2 separate regions of the Homo sapiens genome follow, and region 2 is linked to region 1. Evidence: read pairs that join two places in POLR2A ChIA-PET (ENCODE). Cell type or tissue: PC-9. All regions are shown on one strand. Each heading gives the region's core, and the rest is flanking DNA. Links, peaks and the distances in the headings are about the cores only. Region 1 has its middle 18 kb from the start of LINC02035. Region 2 overlaps SEMA5B (semaphorin 5B).

Region 1 (2,915 bases), core at 171-2,670:
ATGAAATAAATACGTGATGTAATTTTTAAAGGACATATTTAAGTTCATAGAAATTAAAAAATATGACAGCAAAAAAATTAGCTAAAGGGCTTAAAGAGACAAGAAATTTCCCAGAAAGTTGAACAAAAGACAAAGAGATAGAAAATAAGAGGGGATGCTCTGGTTTCCCTTCAGAATGAATAAATCTTTTGCCTTTTACAAGAAAAAAGAAAAGAAGAGGGAAAAGATAAGAAAACAAGAGGATCAGCCCAGGAGGTCTAACAGCTCATGAGAAAACTCAGAAGAGAAATATCAAAGAAAGAGTACAGGAAAATTTACCAGGACCAAAGAAGGAGGTCTCCAGATAAAAGGCCACATTCAGTACCTAGAACCATAGATGAAAAAGATCTCCCGAGTCATATGACTTTTCAAAATACTAGGCTTCAAAACACTAGGCTTGAAAAGAACATTTCAACAACAGACCGAAAAAAAAAAAAAGGAATATGAAAGTCTCTTACTAACAAAATTTGAAGCTAGAATACAATGAAAATTGTACTTAAAATTTTTTGAGTAAAAATGATGTTCAGTTGTGAATTTTATATCCAGCCAAACTATGAGTCAGTCATATGAGAATAAAGACATTTAGACATGCAGAGTCTCAAAGAATATATCTCACATGTGCCTTGGTTTCATTAAAACAAGGAAGTAAACAAAGAAAATGTGCATCCAGAAGAAAGGGGACCTAACACAGGAAGGGGGTGAAGAGGGGCTGAAGCCAGGAAGCAGTCCTAGTGGGCAACCAATTCAGATTGGTATTGGAGGATGGTATGCACCCCGCAGGATCCAGGAGAAAATGGAACTGATAGGTTATGTGGCAGGTTTGTATGGAAAGTTGTATGAAGATTTATTTTATAAAACTACTGGGGGTGGGTTGTAGAAAGACTTAAAGTTGCATTCAAAGAAAACTAAGCAAAGAGAGGCTTTATTGGTTCTTGTTGCATAGTTTATTTAAGCTTTTTTTCTTTTTTGTAAAATAAAACACAGGTACAGAAAACCATAAAAAAGCAAGTATAGCTTAGTGAATGTAGGGCAAACACCCTTGTAACAATAATCCAGGTCAAGAAATAGAGCTTTAACAGCCAGCCCAGAATCCCTTTCTTTGTCCCATCCCTGTTACATCGTCTTCCCTCCAAAAATGAGATGATTATTAGCACCAGAAAAGGAAAAAAAAAGAGCACAAGGAAGGGAAATGTAATCCTTGTTTACCATTGGTTCAACCATGATCATATTGATAATAATCGCATAACTGAAACACTGTATATGGACTTAATCATAACTTTTTAATATATATTACAATTTTTAATCATGCGGGATACAACACCAGAGGGACGAGCCTTTGAGCTTTTTGGTCCCAACTGAATGTTGGGGTAAATATTGGGAGGGAAATAAATAACTTCTTGTTTTCCCCTGATTATAACCATGGTACATGTTCATTAAAGAAATTTTGGAAAATAAAAAGAAAAGCTTATTAAAAAGAAAAATACAGATGCCCTAAAATCCAACCAGGAGACAACCATCATTTTAATATGCCCTTTTTCCAGGCATTTTTCTATGGCTCTGTGCAGATTTGAGAGTGTTTCATAAAATTAAGATATTCTATGTGGATGGTTTTTATTCTGATTTTAAGACAAAACATTATATCATTATTTTCCTACATTGTTAAAAATTCTCTTGGGAGGCTGAGGCAGGCGGATCACCTGCGGTCAGGAGTTCAAGACCAGCCTGGCCCACATGATGAAACCCTGCCTCTACTAAAGATATCAAAAAAACATAGCTGGGCGTGATGGTAGTGCCTGTAATCCCAGCTACTTGGGAGGCTAAGCCAGGAGAATTGCTTGAACCCAGGAGGCGGAAGTTGCAGTGAGCTGACACGGTGCCACTGCACTCCAGCCTGGGTGACAGAGTGAGACTCCATCTCAAAAAAAAAAAAAAAAAAAAAAAAAATTCTCCCTAGAGCCTCAGGATCCCTTTCAGTGGCTGCCCTAGGATGGGGTCAGGGAGGGAGAGAGGGCTTTGTTTGCAGGGCTTCACAGGTAAAAATGTACCCCACCCCACCACTTCAATAAGAGAAAGTTCAATTTTTATATATTTTATTTGTTTATGCCACTAAGATTTACTTTGGAAAAGGTTTGCATAATGGTTGAAAAATCCTAACTTTCTGTTATATAAGTTCTATTTCTATTACATAGAATTATCCATTCCATGACATACATTTTATTCTCTATTATGTAAATGTACCATTCTATTACATAAATGTATCATAATTTATTTAAACCACTCTCATTTGTTTCAAAATTTCTTTTACCAACGAATACTATTATGAACCTCCTTCTATTATACATATTCCTATGTCCTTAGGATAAATTTCCAGAAGTGAAGGTTTGCAGGTAGCAAGTACTCATCAGTGTTAGCCCTTAGGGTTAGTAACCATCAAATGAGAATACACTGCTGGTGGGAGTGTAACATATCAATCCCCTGAAGAGAATTTTGGCCATAGAAGTAGCTGTGTGCCTTAGGCTGGGCCATCTGGGGAAATAAGACACCCTGAACCCATCATCCTCACACAGGAACCTGTGAATATGTCTTCCTTGGACAGCCAACTGGACGAGCCTTGCCTCTGAGACTTGCAGCATTCCAAAAGGGGATCTTCCAGAAGAGGAGAGACATCCCGCCATTTCTACCAAACGATGTGTCAGTCACCTGGGTCCAGCATTTCAGGAGCTCCCTAGGAAGGAGTCTTTTAACTGGAGGTCCACCAGGCCTGTGCTCACTGGGGCCCCAGGCTCCTCCCAGGGCCCAGCTGTTCTGAGCCAGCCTGGCCTGCCACTCAGACCACTCCATGGCCCCCAGCTGCACTGCTAGGTCACCCTGACGAC
Region 2 (2,915 bases), core at 264-2,763, 71 kb before region 1:
TTAACCATATGGCCCTTTACAAAGGGCTTTCTCAAATGTGATCTCATTCAATCCTTGTAAGAGTGGGACAGGAAGGCATAGTAGGCATCCTCCTCCTCCTCCTCATTTCATAGCAGGAGCTGAGCCTAAGAGACTGTCAGTTTCCCACCTGGGATCAGAGAGGCCCTGACTGCACAGTGTAACCATCTGGAGGGCTTTTTTTCTTTTTCAAGACAGAGTCTCACTCTGTTGCCCAGGCTGGAGTACAGTGGCCCGATCTTGGCTCACTGCAATCTCCACCTCCCCGGTTCAAGTGATTCTTGTGCTTCAGCCTCTCGAGTAGCTGGGATTACACGTGCGTGCCACCATGCCTGGCTAATTTTTGTATTTTTAGGAGAGACCGGGTTTCATCATGTTGGCAAGGCTGGTCTCGAACTCCTGACCTCAAGTGATCTGCCCGCCTTGGCCTTCCAAAGTGCTGGAATTACAGGTGTGAGCCACCGCGCCTGGCCCCGGAGGGCTTTTAAATCACTCAGATGTGTTTGTGTGATGTATATGATGTCTGCAACTTACTTTGAAATGCATCAAAAAATAAAATGGATAAGTGCATGGGTAGATAGATGTGTGATAAAGGAAATACAGCAGAATGTTGGTGACAGAATCTAGATGGCGGGTATACAGGTGTTCACTGTGCAGTCTTTTAACTGTTTTGTATGTTTGAAAATATTGATAATAAAATGTTGGGAGACAAAAAAACATGGATGCACAGGCCCAACCCCAGATCAATTAAATCAGAATCTCTGCAGGTGAGGCCCAACCAGCTGTATTTTTTCAAAGCCACCCAAGTGGTCTGATCTAACCCATCATTTCTCTCTGTGTACCAAGCATCACCTGTAGGGTACAGGTACCTTACATCAGTGGTTCCCCAACTGAGTGTGCAATAGAGTCTGGAGGGCTGGTTAAAACACAGATTACTGGGCCCTGCCCCCAGACTTTCTGATCTAGTAGGTCTGGGGTGAGGCCTGAGAATTTGCATTTTAAACAAGTTCCCAGGAGGTGCAGATGCTGCTGGTCCTAGGAGCACATTTTGAGAAGCACTTCTTGCATCTGCACAGCCCAACACAGGGTGAGGAAGTGATGAGAGTGTATAAACCACATGCTGCATCTGTCAGCAGAGGAAGCCATTGGCTGCGTGAGGGTCAGAAGGAGCTTCATAGATGAGCTGGCATTTGGGAGAGGGCATTCTACAGGGACGGGCAAGCAGAAGCGAAGGGATCGAGGTGGGCAAGTGCATGACATGAAGAGTTTCTAGATTTGGGATGTGTTGAGGAGGTTGGATGGAGGGGGAATGGCCAGAGAGGGGGCAGGAGAGGGAGTCTGAGGCAGATGGAGAGTCCTTGCTATGCAGGGTGTTTGGATTTGGTTGTGTAGGCAGTGGGGAGCTGGTGGGGGTTTTAAGCAGCAGAGTAATGTGACCAAATCATTGCTGTAGACTGTGTTCTGGCAGCTTTGTGTAGGATGGATTGGAGAGGAGAGATGAAAGATAGGAAGCGTACTTAGGAGGCTATTGTGAGCGTCTGGAGAGAGAGATGGAAGGTCTGCATAATCACAACACTAATAATGATGATAAAATAGTGACTGACATTTATTGAGTGTTTTCTAGGTGCCAGACAGTGCTATGTGCTTCCGCAAACATTATCTTTTAATCTTCACAACTGCCCTGTGTGGTTTTACGGTTGAGAGAACTGACTCAGAGAGGCTAAAGGAGCCTGGGCTGGGATTTGAGCCCAGGGCTGCATGTTTTGTGGTGTGAGTGCTCAGTGTCGACCCAGGCTGTGCCGAGGCAGGGGGGTGGTGGGGAGGAGAAGTGGGAGAGCAGGTCTCTGCCTTGGTCTCCGCCTCCTCAGGCAGACATCCGTGTTCCCTGGCTCAGGGGCTCATCGTCCTTCCTTCCTCTGCCAAGGCTGAGGCGCAGCTGGACAGGGGAGCATCCATCACACTCCTTTCCCGCCAGCCAGCAGCGGCAGCTCTCCTGGCAGGCAGGGGATCAGCTGTGCCTCTCCTTACTCCACTGCTCCTCACCCCTGGACCCAGGGCCCACCCTCCATCTCTCCTTGTCTGGTGCTGCCCACGTCTGCCTGCAGACCACACCTGTGAGCACTTGACTAAGTCTTCTGGTAAGAAAATGACACGGTTTCCCACTCCCTTCCATTTCTCTGCTGTCCTTGTGGGCCTGAGCAGAGGACACTTCCAGGCTCCCTCCCCAGAATTCTTGCATTTCAGATGCTCCTCCAACAGGCCTCTATGAAGATAACTCTATTCCAGTTCCATTGTGGAAAAGGAGAGCTGGGGGTGGGGGCTGGGCCTGCAGGGTGAGTCATAGATAAAGTCCTGCAAATAGTAAGCCTGTTAGCTGTTATTCTTATTATAACTGAGCTCTATGAATATGGAACTTAAGGGGCTTGGCACCAATGGCCAGGTTTAAAGAGAGACATTCATTAAGCACTGGAAGGGTTTTGTCAGCCCTTGACCATCTTTCTGTCTCCAAGAAGGGCTTCGTTTATACCAGATCAGAAAGAGCTCACTGTGCTTCTCTTAAAGACCCCCCTCCCCTTCTCTTCCCACCCCCTGGCCCAGGGCTGGAACTCTCTATTCTGCCCACAACCAAGCCCCATGGCCTGCTCAGCTCCTGGACACCATCCACCTGAGAAGTCCTCAGGCACGTGTCCCTGCCTCACTCTCCCCAACCCATATACCCAAACCCAGAAGGACCAGTCAGCTGCCTTGTAGGTGCTCAGGGCTGGGGCAGCAGTGAGGCTGCATCATTGCACCTGCAAAGAAGCTTTGAAGGAATGATCTGGATCTCAGGCATGTGCGCAGGCGAGTGTGCACCCACGTACACATTCCTATGTCTGGGGCAGTAGTGGTGGTGGAGT

Evidence for each region. Peaks named below come from ENCODE experiments on the same cell type or tissue, not always from the same donor. Only the 100,000 strongest peaks of a DNase experiment are listed, where the experiment ranks them.
Region 2: POLR2A ChIA-PET joins it to region 1 with 18 read pairs; 2 of 35 experiments call an interaction of 5 or more read pairs at or near these places.

What each region holds. Positions count from the first base shown.
Region 1 is chr3:122,903,338-122,906,252 of GRCh38, reverse strand. No RefSeq gene overlaps it. Among named protein-coding and RNA genes, the nearest start is that of LINC02035, 18 kb to the right of the region's middle. In PC-9, for the core only: no CTCF peak of the experiment used is centred there; no DNase peak of the experiment used is centred there.
Region 2 is chr3:122,974,344-122,977,258 of GRCh38, reverse strand. The region is part of intron 1 of SEMA5B (semaphorin 5B); the gene reads left to right. Among named protein-coding and RNA genes, the nearest start is that of SEMA5B, 52 kb to the left of the region's middle. RefSeq lists enhancers at 1,099-1,178, 1,880-1,929, 1,254-2,019, 2,020-2,784. In PC-9, for the core only: no CTCF peak of the experiment used is centred there; DNase peaks (open chromatin) are centred at 1,728 and 2,358; H3K4me3 peaks cover 804 bases; H3K27ac peaks cover 503 bases.